2 separate regions of the Homo sapiens genome follow, and region 1 is linked to region 2. A link is a contact called in ENCODE Hi-C or POLR2A ChIA-PET data. All regions are on one chromosome and are shown on one strand. Each heading gives the region's core, a stretch centred on a gene start or an enhancer-like site at or near the end of the contact. The rest is flanking DNA. Distances are from core to core; before and after follow the strand shown.

Evidence for each region. Hi-C counts contacts between places; a loop is a spot of excess contacts on that map. ChIA-PET counts read pairs that join two places held with the same protein, here RNA polymerase II (POLR2A). Pooled maps may share reads with other maps.
Region 1: a map of heart right ventricle shows a loop between it and region 2 (5-fold over the local background). The contact joins the enhancer-like site here to the promoter of LHFPL6 in region 2. A Hi-C loop is called at or near these places in 9 of 168 maps with a recorded cell type or tissue (IMR-90, Right ventricle myocardium inferior, cardiac septum and 5 more) and 13 of 50 pooled maps. POLR2A ChIA-PET finds 5 or more read pairs at or near these places in 3 of 52 experiments (BJ, PC-3 and Panc1).

Annotation. Positions count from the first base shown.
Region 1 is chr13:39,447,031-39,453,648 of GRCh38, forward strand. All of the region lies in intron 2 of LHFPL6 (LHFPL tetraspan subfamily member 6), which reads right to left. LOC124903266 (small nucleolar RNA U13) reads right to left here and starts at 186; the gene lies at 85-186. Within about 2 kb of position 5,146, at least 12 of the 41 ENCODE cell types and tissues checked have a DNase peak (open chromatin) inside an H3K27ac peak, as active enhancers do; they include gastrocnemius medialis, heart left ventricle and heart right ventricle, where a contact is called at or near this core.
Region 2 is chr13:39,601,075-39,607,698 of GRCh38, forward strand. It overlaps LHFPL6 (LHFPL tetraspan subfamily member 6), which reads right to left and starts at 2,119. Exons shown (of 4, transcript NM_005780.3): 1 at 1,809-2,119; 2 at 1-316. The coding sequence starts at 142. It overlaps LOC112268119 (protein SPT2 homolog), which reads left to right and starts at 250. Exons shown (of 4, transcript XM_035861111.2): 1 at 250-319; 2 at 1,376-1,466; 3 at 1,570-2,568. The coding sequence starts at 250. RefSeq lists a silencer at 2,014-2,313.

The sequences.
Region 1 (6,618 bases), core at 3,896-6,395, 150 kb before region 2:
TTAGAGCCCAAATCCTTTCAAACCACAAATCTAAGTTGGCCTTGTATAGGAACACAGAGTTAAATATGTACTGATTTTGTTTCATATCAGATGGGTAATGTGCCAACATCCTAATAAGGCTGAAGAAGGCACATCTCACACGTTACTGTGAAACCCAATCATCACGCTTATGAAGCACAAAAGGATCAATATGCACTGAATTTGAGTGTGCCCATTTAGTACAGTGCAGACTCTCTTGAGTGTCCCCAAATAGATGAAATTATAAGGGAAATTTTCATAATCTTTTTTTAAGCTTTCTCTTGCTGTTCATAATGCCTATACTTCACGATATTTTTTTTAAATTGATATATCTAATTTAGGAATCAAGTCTTTAAGAGGATCCTGGTTGAACTGCCAATTTTTCATCAGATTCATTAAACTCCACCCCATAGGTAAGATCAGACCTGGAATTCTTGAGTTGGAGAGTACTCCATGAAAGATACTGTGTGTCCTAAATGAAAAGCAGTAATACCACAAATCTAATTGATAAGATCTGCAAGCCCAGAGAGCCTGAAAGAGGAATTCCCTTTTGTTGCTACTGGACTTCAGGCCTCTTCAACAACACATGGAGTATATTCTGCACCCAGGGCTCAGTCTTACCCATCCACTTCTCAGTGGCACCAAGGTCACTCAACGGTTGAGTTCTCACACAGCAAGAGAGGAAAAGGGAAGGATGCAAGAAGAGGGAGATCCATCCCCGACCTAGTATAGTATTTGGGCCATTGCTCTTCTCCACCCTTCATAAATTACTGATAATTTTGAAAAGTCTGGAAAGTGAGAAACAGGAAGGATAAGGAGAAACTATAAGGAAAAAGGAGGGAATTCATCTGGGGATGTTCTTCCATTCCTCTTTCCTCATCCAGACCCTTCACATAGTCCTCCCATCTTCATTCTAATTCCTTGACCCTGAATATTTGTGCTACCCTCTTCCCAAATCCTAATCTCCTTCATTGTAGCCAGGCACCAGGCCAAATCAATCACACATTCAGAACTGTGGGAGTCTCCTCCCAGTTCTCAGGGGTGGTGGGAAGGCACAGATCTCAAAGCTACAGAGTTTCAGTGAGAGCAGATTTGTTGCTTGCATTTAAATTTTTGGAAGCCTCACTTTTCATGGAAATAATGTTCTCCAAGATGACTCAGTTTGATAGCACTGTTATTCAGGGTACATTTTGTGTTAAATATGCTCTTGTCTATTGGCCTCAGATCCTACATATCATAATATAATATTCTGAGGTCCAAACAAATACATTATGGAACACGACCTGCTTCTATGCAGGAGCTTTGTCTGTACTGCACATTTATTCATCAGGTAGGAAAGTGGGGAAGTTTGCAAAATAGAGAAGGATTCTTTAAAGAGGCGGGAACAAGGTTATCTAAAGAATCTAGCACATTGGCTAAATTATATAATTATGAAAAGAGCAGACATTAGGCACAAGAGAAATTCATCATTTTTGTATCTCTACTTTCATTTTCTGTAAACAATGTACAACTTAACGTACAAAATTGCTATGATCAGGTCTGCTGGTAGTTCTAGATTTAAATATGGAAAAGCCTCATTAACAGAAATCACATGCCTACAATTCTTTTTAACAGAACTTTTGGTTGTCCAAACCATCATTCATGAGAGAACTCTAAATTCAGACAGGTGAAATACACTTTTAATTTACTGATGTTAATCCAACCAGATCATTTGGAAATATTTAAAATGCCTGTAACAGGAACCATTTACTGGAAGACTATAATGAATTACTTAATGTGCTTATTTCAGGACAAAACTAAGAGTAATATTCTACTTTGTAAAGGGGATTAGATTTGCAATGAAAGGAACTTACTGGGGAAACTGGCCAATTGAAAGCTGGCAAAACAATGTGAGCAGATGCATTAGAAGTCATCTGATCTGGGGAGCTAATCCCAATGCTGTCAGACCTTCTAAAACTGCCTCAACCATGTCAATGCACAAATGGAAACTTATTGCTAGTCTGCAGCTTTAATAGGGCAAGGGAGGTGCTACTGGCCTCACAAGCCAGGGAAGCTTTTCCACTGCATCTCGGCTGCATGGGCCTCCAGCACTCACAGATACAGACGTCCACATCAACTGTAAACTGACCCTCTGTTCTGAATGACCAGTGATATTCCTCACTACATTTCACGACAGTTACTTGAAATATGCACTAAACACATATGTGTAAAATGTACTTAAATGGCAAACCAAAGAATTAACACCTGATTCTAAATCTGACAAATTAATAAAGTAATATTTACTTATACGGTTATAAAAGGTTAGTGTTATAATAAAAAATGTCCTCATTTGTCCTGGTCAAGGGTGTGAATGGATATGAAATAAGAAAATATGAAAAAGTAGTATTGATAGGAAAAGTATTTTCCAACATTGCAATTGTTATGATTTTCCCACAATATTATTTACAGAAGTAGATTTACAATTTTGCCATTTGAAAAATATTGTAACTGTGAAATAGTTAACATTCAGTTTAAAGTTTGGGATTTAAAATGAGCCTAAATTGACGAAACAGACTGCCTTACCTTTAATTTATATGATGGAACTTGTTTTCAGGACAGAATATAAGATATACAGATTGAGCCAAATCATCTAAGCAATTAAGATTTCATTATTGTGGATACCACTGGAGCCCACACTGAAAACTGAGTGCTATTAACCTAAAGATTTAAAGTCACGATATCTGTGACTCAGTTGCCAAGTCCATCCAAGGTCAATGGTTAAGAGTTCAATGATTCTGAAAGTAGCAAAAAAAAAAAAAAAAGGAATTTCAAACTAAGATTGAATAGTTTGCTAATTTCCACAGCTCTGCATCAGACTTACCTTCCCTGGCTTCTTCTTATAACATCTCCTTTATCCACAAATACTCATCTGACAATCTCATATATTTGGAACACAACTGAGAATCAATTAGCCAAGTCACAAAAGTCAAGCCATCAAATTCTTTGCTCTGTCTTGGAGGAGAAACTCATACACCATCAATTTTACAGATTATTTGCTTTTATGCTTTACCTAAAAATATTACAAATTTGGCAACCTGTTTTCTAAATCTCTAAAGAGTCTAAATTTCTAAAGAATGTTAGAAGCCATAAATAAATGGGGTTAGTACTTGTTATAGGTTCTATGAGAGCAGAGATACAATAGTAGACAAAATAGAAAATCTGTCAAAACTGACTAAAGCTTAAAAAGCACAATAGTCTGGGGATACTGCAGTGAGAACCAATATAACTCAATAGGTCCTGCTGGCATCATGGTACTGCATTCATAGTAGAAGAGTTGATGTTCATTCTGATGTCTGATTCATTCAGAAAGTTCCTATTTTGTTTGGTTTAGTCAGTTTAATGAGTTATGAAAGTACTAATTCATTTTAGAAAGCTATCCATTTAAAAGGCTTAAAACAATATGTATGTGTATGTGGGTGTGTGGGTGTGAGATATCTACCTAGATATGGCTATATAAAGAGATATCTGTGTCTCTCTCTATCTATCCATGCTTAGATTCTAAGAACTTCAAGCTGATTTTGCCTACACTCAGTAGGTGCTGCTAGTACACCCAGGTGTACTAAGTGGGTGGCTTCTTGATTTGAACCACTAAATAGTGGGGTTTTGGTAGGTCTGAACCAAGTGAATTCCGTTTCTGTAGGTCAAAAACAGTCAAATATCAGTCATTTCATATGGCTCCAGCTAATGTTATTATGGGCCATTTTGTGATATGTATAATATTCCCATACAGTATTTTACTTAGCTGAATTATAAAATTAAATTAGACTATAAACATACAGTAACTGAGCAGTAGGGACCCTGAACTGCAAAGAAAAATGTGATTAATGTCACAATAGAAGTAAAAATAATAAAACAAAACCTGATATTTAAGAGTTCACATATTAGGACCCTCAATTACCACAAATTTACCACGAAGAGTTTTATTCTAACTCACAATAATACTAGGTAATATTTTATTTCTACTCTCCGGAAGATAGCTGGATTGTAAACACCAGTTGCTGGCTTATGATTGCCCAGGAAATGTGCACTGAAGCTAAAATGGAAACTTGTCAGGTTTTTCTCCCAGTCATGAGATCCATTTTGTTTGTTTATTTATTTATTAAGGGGGAGATGTGTGATTAAAAATAGTTTACAGAGTCAATGGAAGATACTATTAAGTTTGTTCATATTTCTGTTAAAAACAAGAAAACCTGAACTTTTGTTTTATTCTGCAGCAACTAAGATATTGGGTGATTAACAATGGGTAAAGGAAAAACATCAATTGGCAGTATGATTTTATTATAAGTAAATTTATTTCCAAGCTGGGAATATGCTTTGTGATTTCAGAAGATCAGGGTTTATAATCATTGTTAACCTTGCTGAGAAACAGTTGGCCTGTAGCCAACCTATTACATAACCTAGCCAAAGAAAGAAAACTGTTTCACAAAAAGCCACTAAATCAAACTCGCACTATTGTTGGCTATTAAATGAGCTTGTTTTGAACTCAAATGTATGCTCTTCAGAAGATTAAAGTAGTATGTTTAGAAAGTACATAAAAGCTGTTTATAACAAAGCAGGGTCTTATAATGATAGTTTAATTCCTTACATGTCCTATCAGCATATGTCTCTACTGTTAATATTTTCTTTTTAATAAGTCTCATAAAGTAGGTTGAGCCAAATAGATTCTCCTTTCCTGGTCTTTTTTAAAGCATTATCAAGTTACACCCTTTACTAATATTCCTAAAGATCTAAAGATTCTAGTATATATTCAAGTAATTCCTGTTAAATATTGTGAGAAAAATCCTATCTAAGCATAGTAATAAAACTATAGAAAGCAGAAGTGTAAAACTACAGGAAATATGTGTGTGTGTGTGTGTGTGTGCGCATGCACGTGCATAAGACAAGCTTAAAAACTATTTTTGGACCAGGGCCATGAACTGAATGAATATGATCTTCATCAAGGCCCAAGAGGAACCTTACACTTTAAAGGAACAAAAACTTTCTATGGACAATTTGTTATGTACAGCTACATCAAGGTTAAAAAAAAAAAGGATATAACAGAGAGTTTAAATGAGGTCAACAGAATTACACCAGCTGGTCCCACTCCCCACTGGGCTGCGGAGGGAAGTGAAGCAATCCACAGGACACAGGTTTAATCCAGACAAGGCTTCACAGAAAAAGAAAATCAACACAGCACATTGCACTGAAAAACAATCTTCAGCCGGTCCAGATTATGGAGTACTAGGAGGACTCCATATTTGAAATGTTTGCCCTTCAAAGAGAAACTCTTACATACTAAGCCAGTTAGCCCAGGTTTTGATACAAATCACCAAATTCAGAAATACAGACTTCAACTTAGAGAAGAGAAAGGGAGGAGGGGGTCATACATTTTGGTGAAAGCAAATGGAAAACCACAATTGCCTATGTTACGATAATGCCTTAAAAATGTAAAGTGGAGCAGTAGGGAGATGCTCCTCCCTTTCTTCACAGATCCCAGTGCTGTCTCACATGGAGTGTGGGGTGACAGGAGGACTTTGTGCAGGGCTCTGCTAGACTCATTATGATGATACCCAGACACCGGGTGTCTCACACACATTCCTCTTCTGCTGCCTCATTCAAACACCACAATTAAGATGCTGAAGACTGTAATTCAAGCTAAAGGAAGAGCCGCAAGAATAATGGCCAATGCATAAATTTAGATGTGAAAAACAGACATATCCATTGATAGTATTATTGGGACAGCCACTCCATTTAAAAATAGGGCATCCTAGTCTTTTTCCCTTTATAATGCTCTCCTCTTGCTTAGCTGGCTCTGTTCTCTATAGTTCTGTACCATCCTCTGGTTTTGTCCATCTGTCTCAGTTTCCTTCCCCCAGAGATAGTGATAGAGATTGTTACTTTTGCCAGAGGCAGCCTGGAATAAACTGAGATGCCAGGAACAAAGAGGCCTCCCTGGAATCCTGACCTTTCAAAAGCTTTTTATGAACACTTGAGATAGAGAGAAGCCTGCTGACTTCACTCACCTGCATATACCAGACAGAAGAACACAGAAGGCCGTTCTTTTTTTGGCCTTACCCTGAGAGTTGAGGTCATTCTTGCCCCTAATAGAATACATTTTCACTGGCTTTACTTGAAAAACTACATTTAAGTGATGGCATGGCAGTTACGGCTGAAAATAAGCCTAGTTTATTCAAATAAAATAAGCAACATTTCATTGAATTTACATTAGAGCAAAAAATAAAATGAAAGGTAGCATCAGGCAAATTAAGAGGATGAATGAAGCTATATCAATGTTAGGCTTATGTAGTATTTCTACTGTGAGTAGCCTTGAAGTATATCATGATGGGCATTTAACTCATGCAGTACCTTTTGCCTAAAAATAGAGAACCCTTTATCTCAAAAAGCAAATAAAATACTTTGTGTCATGTTTTTATAATGTTGAGATTTGTAAAAACTTATATTGATTATCTCATTTAAATTTCATTAAAATATTCAACATTGGCAAGGCAAGTATTAGTACCCCAGCTAAGGAATCCAGACTGATAGAAGCAGCAGCTAAGTGAAAATCAGGCCACGCTATTG
Region 2 (6,624 bases), core at 869-3,368:
GGAAGGTACCGAAGGACACAGGCTTGCCCAGCTGTGATCCCCAGAGCCAGTAAGGCATAAAGAACCCCACGCAGGAGGTGGCAGCACAAAGAAAAGACAGCAAAGCCCAGATTACTCCAGTACAAGTCAGGCTGGATGCCATCTTTCACCAGATAGGGCAATGAGGACCCCAAGTAAGTGTTCAGGGACTGCAGGAGTGAATGAAGGTGTGAAATCACCAGGGACCCACAGATAATCCACAGTTCCGTAATGCAGAATGGATCTTCAGTCTTACTGGGCATCAACTTTCCATCCTCTGCACTAAAGATGATGGTCCCTGGTAAAACAACAGGAAACATTAAAAATTAAAGGCATTAAAAGAAGTGATAACACTGTTTCAGCTAGTCTACAATTTTCAATTAATAAACATTGAGACTTGCCTCAACACTTTAAAAGTGGGAAGAACTAATTCTCTCTATGAGCTTCATAACTCGATTTTTGTCAAACCAGCTCAAAGCTTTTTCATGTCTTTATCTTCCGTAAATATTTCCAAATTAACTCTGACAGCTATTTACTTAAAGAAACGCCCGATTTTTATTTGACAGGCCAATGAATTCATTCTATATATTATATACTCACATTAAAAGTAATGTAGCACTTTCACTGGGCAATAAACAATTAAAATAAAATGAACCATGCCATGATTTCCATTTTTTGGCTTGCAAGTTCATGCTCATAGTTTGTTGCAACTTTTCTATGTCCCTTTAAGGGTGCATTAACTCTCTGCATGAGCCAAACAAACTAATTAGGATAATTTTTCACAATTGCAGAGTACCATAAATTTAACAAGCATTATGGTCTGCGGAGGCACCCACAGTACAGAACTATTACCAGACACTCTTTGTACTCATTCAGCAGCATTTCAGAATTTCTTTAGTCTTAACATCTTCTAGTGTAAAAGAATGCCTGTGTATGACTTATTTTGAGTCTGCAGTTTTGATTCATTGATTCCAACAGTTCTATTGCAATCATTTCTCCCACTGAATGATTGTCTAATTTGAACAGCAATCCATACTTCCCAGTATGCTACATCAAACCCCAGTCATCCAAATGGTTCCAGGGGCATCTACTTCCACCCCAGCCTTTCAAAAAGAGTTCCTTAACCATTTCTCACACTTTCCATAAAGAAATGAATACAGAAGCACAGAGCCCATCCACCCTAGAATTCCACCCCCAGGACCCCTAACTCCAGCTTTCAGGGTCCATAGCAAATTTCCCCCTTTCTTCACCTCGCCCCTACCCGTTTTTTTCTCTAACCACCGCCCATTTTCAGTTCTGGATGTCACTCAAACGGGAGGTCGGCTACTACTTTTTTTTCTAATCTTGTCAACTGCAGTCAGGGCTGAAGTTGATCTATCTGGGCCACGAGGCTGGGGAAGACCAGCAGGGGGTGGCCTGCGGGCAGGGGGCCCCCATCTCCAACTGCGGTGAGGCGCCCTCGCCAAGACAAGCCCATATTTAGCCCCCTGCCATTGCCTCACCGAGCCACTCCACCCATGGAGACACACAATGATCCCTCCATTCTAAAAGGGGGCAAGAGGCATTTTCCAGCCGGCTCTGGACGAAGGGAGGGGATAAGGATGGGAAGGCAGCACCCCCCGGAGGCAGACGCCAAGAGCGGACGCGGCTGGCAGGCAGAGCCGACGGATCCGCCGAGCTCAGGAAGTCCGGAGCCCGGGAGCAGCCCAACTCCGGCTCCGGGGCAGAGAGGGAGCCCGGGAGAAAGCAGCGGAGCCCACGCCCACGGGGCAGCCGAGTGATTTACTTACATGGCTGGCGGGCGGCGGCCACCTTCCCTCCCGCGTCCCGGGCGCACACACAACTTGCTGTCTTTCTCGGGCGGGAACATCCACGGGAAACCGGACCGTCCTGCCCTTCTTTGCCTCTGTCCCTAACAGCCGCAGAACCCCGGGGCCCGACCTGGAAGAGCAGGGGTTGGCAGGAGGCGGAGGGTCTCCAGAAGCGGGCTGGCACCAGCGGAGACCCCCACTCCCGGCGAGTCCGCGGCGGCAGCTCTGGCGGAGCGCTGTGGGCGCGCGCGGGCGCCGGGGATCGCACGCAGAGGAGCGGATCTCCCTTTGGCAGGCGAGGCACGCACCGCCTCCTCCCCTCCGCTGCCCGGCCCTCCTCTTTCTCCAGTCCCCTCCCCTCGCGCCCCGGGGAACTCCGCGCAGACAGACCCAGGACGCACCGGGGACGTTCCTGGAGCGCCGGGAAGGGAGTGGGGGGGTGCCCCGCTGTCCGCGCGGGTCCAGGCCCACCCCCGGGGGCAGCTTTCGCGGCTCCTCCCCTAGCCCCGAGCCCCCTCGCGCCCCCTCTCCCTGCGTCTCATTCAAAGCTGAGTGGGGAAGGCAGACAGACCGAGAAGTATGGGAGAAAGTTGCTTGTCTTCCTGGGTGACCCCGAGGAGCCACGGAAGATGACACACTTTGCCTGTTGGGGCTTTTCTGGGTTTACTGTTCGGGTTTATGCTCCTGTTTTCCTGCCGCCGTTAAAAGAAGCCGTAGACGGGAAAGAGGGCCTTAAAGAGTGGGTAAAGTGGCCCCTTTGAGATTTGAGGAGGCTTTTGAGAAGTGGTCACTTTGGAAGGCGGTGAATGAGGCGGTTGTGGACGTGGGAATTAAAGCACAGCAGACAGCCCAAGGCTCATGTATGGCATGGGGGCAGCTGCCTTTCCAGACGAGCCAGGGAGAAGGCAGGGGCGGACCTCTAGCGAGCCTCTCCCAAGAGATACACTCTTTCAAAGGTCTCTCTCTCTCTCTCTTGCTGTTTCTCTGTCTCTCTCTCCCTCCCTCCCTCCCTTTCCCTTCACTTCCTCCCTCCCTTCTCCTCCATCCTGCCTCCTGATCAATTTTGCAATTTATTCCATCGTTTGATTTCTTTTCTGAGAAACAACTGATTTTTAGTTCCCCTCTGGACTTGAGGACTTTTTCCACTTGTCATTAGCACTAACCCCTTTAGAAGTTTAGAGCTAGATTCAGTAGATGACTGTGGGAGTCTCTGCTGAACACAGTATTTTAAGAAGTATGCCATCTGGGAACAGCAGTTTTTGAAGTAGACAGTTTCCCAGATATAGTTTTTGTGAGGTGTCTTTTTAGAGGAGTTGAAAGTAATAAATTGGTAGGTATATATTTCATAGCAGATTTTCAGACTGCACCATTTTAATTAGCCGTGATGGTGTACATTTTTCCCACAACGACAGCTGGAGATATGTGTTCTTTTATTATTATTTTGAAAGACCTTAAGTGATTGATTCCAAGCCTTTTGAGGTCACAGGTCTTTTAAAAAATACGATGAAACTGATAAGCCTTCCAGAAAAAAAAATGCGCGGACATATAAAGCTTTACCACAGCGATTCTGAAGAAGGAAAGGGATATTTGGCAAGGTCTGAAGATAATTTTGATTATCATAACCCATGAATGGGGAGTATTACTGGCATCTAGTTGGTAAAGACCCGAGATTCTGCTAAATACAGTGCACAGGACAGTCCCCAAAATTACCTGGGCCAAAATGTCAATCATTTGAATGAAATATCAGGTGGTTTCCCATTCCCTTAAAGCCCATCCATGAATCCCATATTCAGAATCCCCAATTTAAGTGTTTTTGTTTTTGGTGTTGTTGTTGAGTTTAAGTTGTTTTAACTCTTCTCTTACAAATCACCGGTTACTGGTTTCAGTGACAGCATAAGAATGATTGGTCTGACTTCCAGTTAGGTACCACACCCTTAGTTATTACACAGAGCCTTCATACCTATATAATATGATGGTGGAAGATATGATCATAAAAGACAAAAGAATAATAGTGAGAATCGGAGTCACCTCCGTACAACCTGCAGGGGAAATTGCTCTCAAACACTTTCTTAAGTGTGAGAAAGCTTAAGCGCAAGTGCTGGCTGGAGACATATTAATGATAATCATGGTTACTACAGATTGACTCCTTGCTGTGTGTTAGTACATTAAGGTCCCTTAATAGATTACTTATCCAGTCCTCAAAAAAGAAAAGAAAAATTATGAAGAAGGAATAATTATTATTTTACCGCAAGGATAAGAAGTAATTTGCCCAAAAATTTACAGCTAAAAAATGACTTTTAAAAAAATCTCATTATTTGCACTCTCTTAAGCAGAGTAAATGCTATCACAGAGATTCTGCCTAAAATGAAAAAAAAAATGACAGAAGAGGCCAAATTTTTAAAAATCTTTCAGGATGCAATATCAATTATTTGTGAAAGTATAATACTGGGACTCAAATTTCTAACTTAAATAAGTGAATTCAGACAAATGGTGATCTTCCCAAGCCCTAAGTTATCTCATTGTTAAAAAGAGATTGAAATAGGTTATTTTAATTTTTTTTAAGCTCACAACTTCCAGCATCATGGTTATATGGGTCCTCTTATCTTTGAGAAGGAATTTAGAGATCATCTAATCTTGTTCAAGTATGTAATTTTACAGCTGACAAAACAGAGGCTCGAAATTCTTCCAGTGTCTTACCCAAAGCTGAGGCTATAATCCACATATCTTGATTTCTCTTTCTAATTATCTTACTAAACTATAATATCTTCTGAATTACTCCTTATGTTCTTCCATGCACACTTTGTAAGCAAAATGCATTATAATTTATTTAAGCCCCTTTGCATTAAATTTGTACCTTTAAAGGACCATTAAATTACTTCACAGCCAGAAGTTCCCACATAGCAGATGCCACTTATAACACCTATTCCAGGTTTGGGTTTCCAGTATGTTTGGATAGTAGTCTCATTGAGTCACAAGATGAGATCATGAATGCGACAGTATATGGAAAGCTATAAAGTGTTTATGACAACACTCTTGGTTGGCTACCCAGTATTAATTCACAATCCCCTCTCCCTTCTCACCAGATACTCTTCTAGCATCCCTTAAAGCAAGTAATGGCCACTTGATCCTGCTGTAGCCAATGAGTTTGCTAAGGAGGCCTCTGGGGAAGATTGTATTCTCTGATAAAATAAGGAGACGTGAGAGAATAGTTCTCTCACCATCATGACTGTCTTCGGGCACATTCTTGAAGGTGTTTAGAGCTCTAGCAGCCTTCTTGTAACCAGGTGGGGGGTCACAGAGACATACTCCCAGTGATCTAACATTGTAGAGCTTCTCACCTCCATTTGAATTATTTAAAAAGTAAATTATAGATTTTTAATATGGTTTAAATCACTATGAGTTGAATTTTCTCCTTTTAGTAGCTAAAAGCATTCCTAATTGATAAAGCATGGTATAGATAAGACATTTTCAATGAGAGGAAATATACATCAGTGAACATTGTATCTCAGTGCTTGGCAATGTAGACAGATACTCAATAATCAAACAGTAATTGTGGGATTTAATGAACAAATCAATATCATCGTGATTACTATCCTTGTTCTAATGCAGCCTACAGAGTGGGTATTTAATTTTTAAACAAATGGTATGCTATGTGAAATTAGGGAAGGAGCATGATAATGAAATATCGAGAACATAATGAAATCAATCACTTCTGACTACCAGAGAGAGATTGGAAAGGGATTTAGTCTGTCCACAATTGTGGCAAACACTACAGTTTGGCTGATATCATTTCCAACTCACTTCTTTTACATTGTTATCTCCTACGAAAGCAGTGAAAGCTAAAATCTCCACGTCCTAGCCTCCCTTGAAATTTGAGGGGCGATGTGTGTGTTATGATATATATTAATTTTTGTCTACAGTTCCTAGCTCCCAACACCCATAGCCCTTGTTACAGTATTTTGTTACAGTGTTGGGTATGTTAGGCCTCAGGAACAGACCTCAAGAAACAGAACCTCTCTAACCTGCTTCTGCTCTCCTTTCACCTGCCCCAAGGCAGTACTCTAATCTTTCCCCCTCCTTTCTGACTGTGGGTCTTAGGACCCTCCCCTGAGAGGGACCCACCCCATATCCTGAGGAAAGCAATGGTGACATCATGAAGCTTCCATAAAAACCCAAGAGGGCAGGCTTGGCATGGTGGCTCACACCTGTAATCCCAGCACTTTGGGAGGCCGAGGCGGGTGGATCACCTGAGGTCAGGAGTTCAAGACCAAGCATTGCACTCCAGCCTGGGCAACAAGAGTGAAACTCTGTCTCAAAAACAAACAAACAAACAAACAAAAAAACTCAAGAGGGCTGGCGTGGTGGCTCACACCTGTCATCTCAGCACTTTGGGAGGCCAAGGTGGGCAGATCACCTGAGGTCAGGAGTTCAAGGCCAGGCTGGCCAACATGGTGAAACCCCATCTCCACTAAAAATACAAAACTTAGCTGGGTGTGGTGGTGTGCACCTGTAGTCCCAGCTACTCAGGAGGCTAAGGCAGGAGAATAGCTTGAACCCAAGAGGCGGAGGTTGCAGTGAGCCAAATCGCACCACTGCACTCCCGTCTGGGCTACAGAGCCAGACTCCATCTCAAAAACAAAACAAAACAAAACAAAACCAAGAGGACTGGAAGTTCCTGGAGGATGGTGTGCCCCAGGAAGGCATGGAAGCTCCACACCCTTTTCCCCATACCTCGCCCTGTGCATCTCTTCATCTGTTTCCTTTGTAATATCCTTTTATAATAAACTGGTAAACA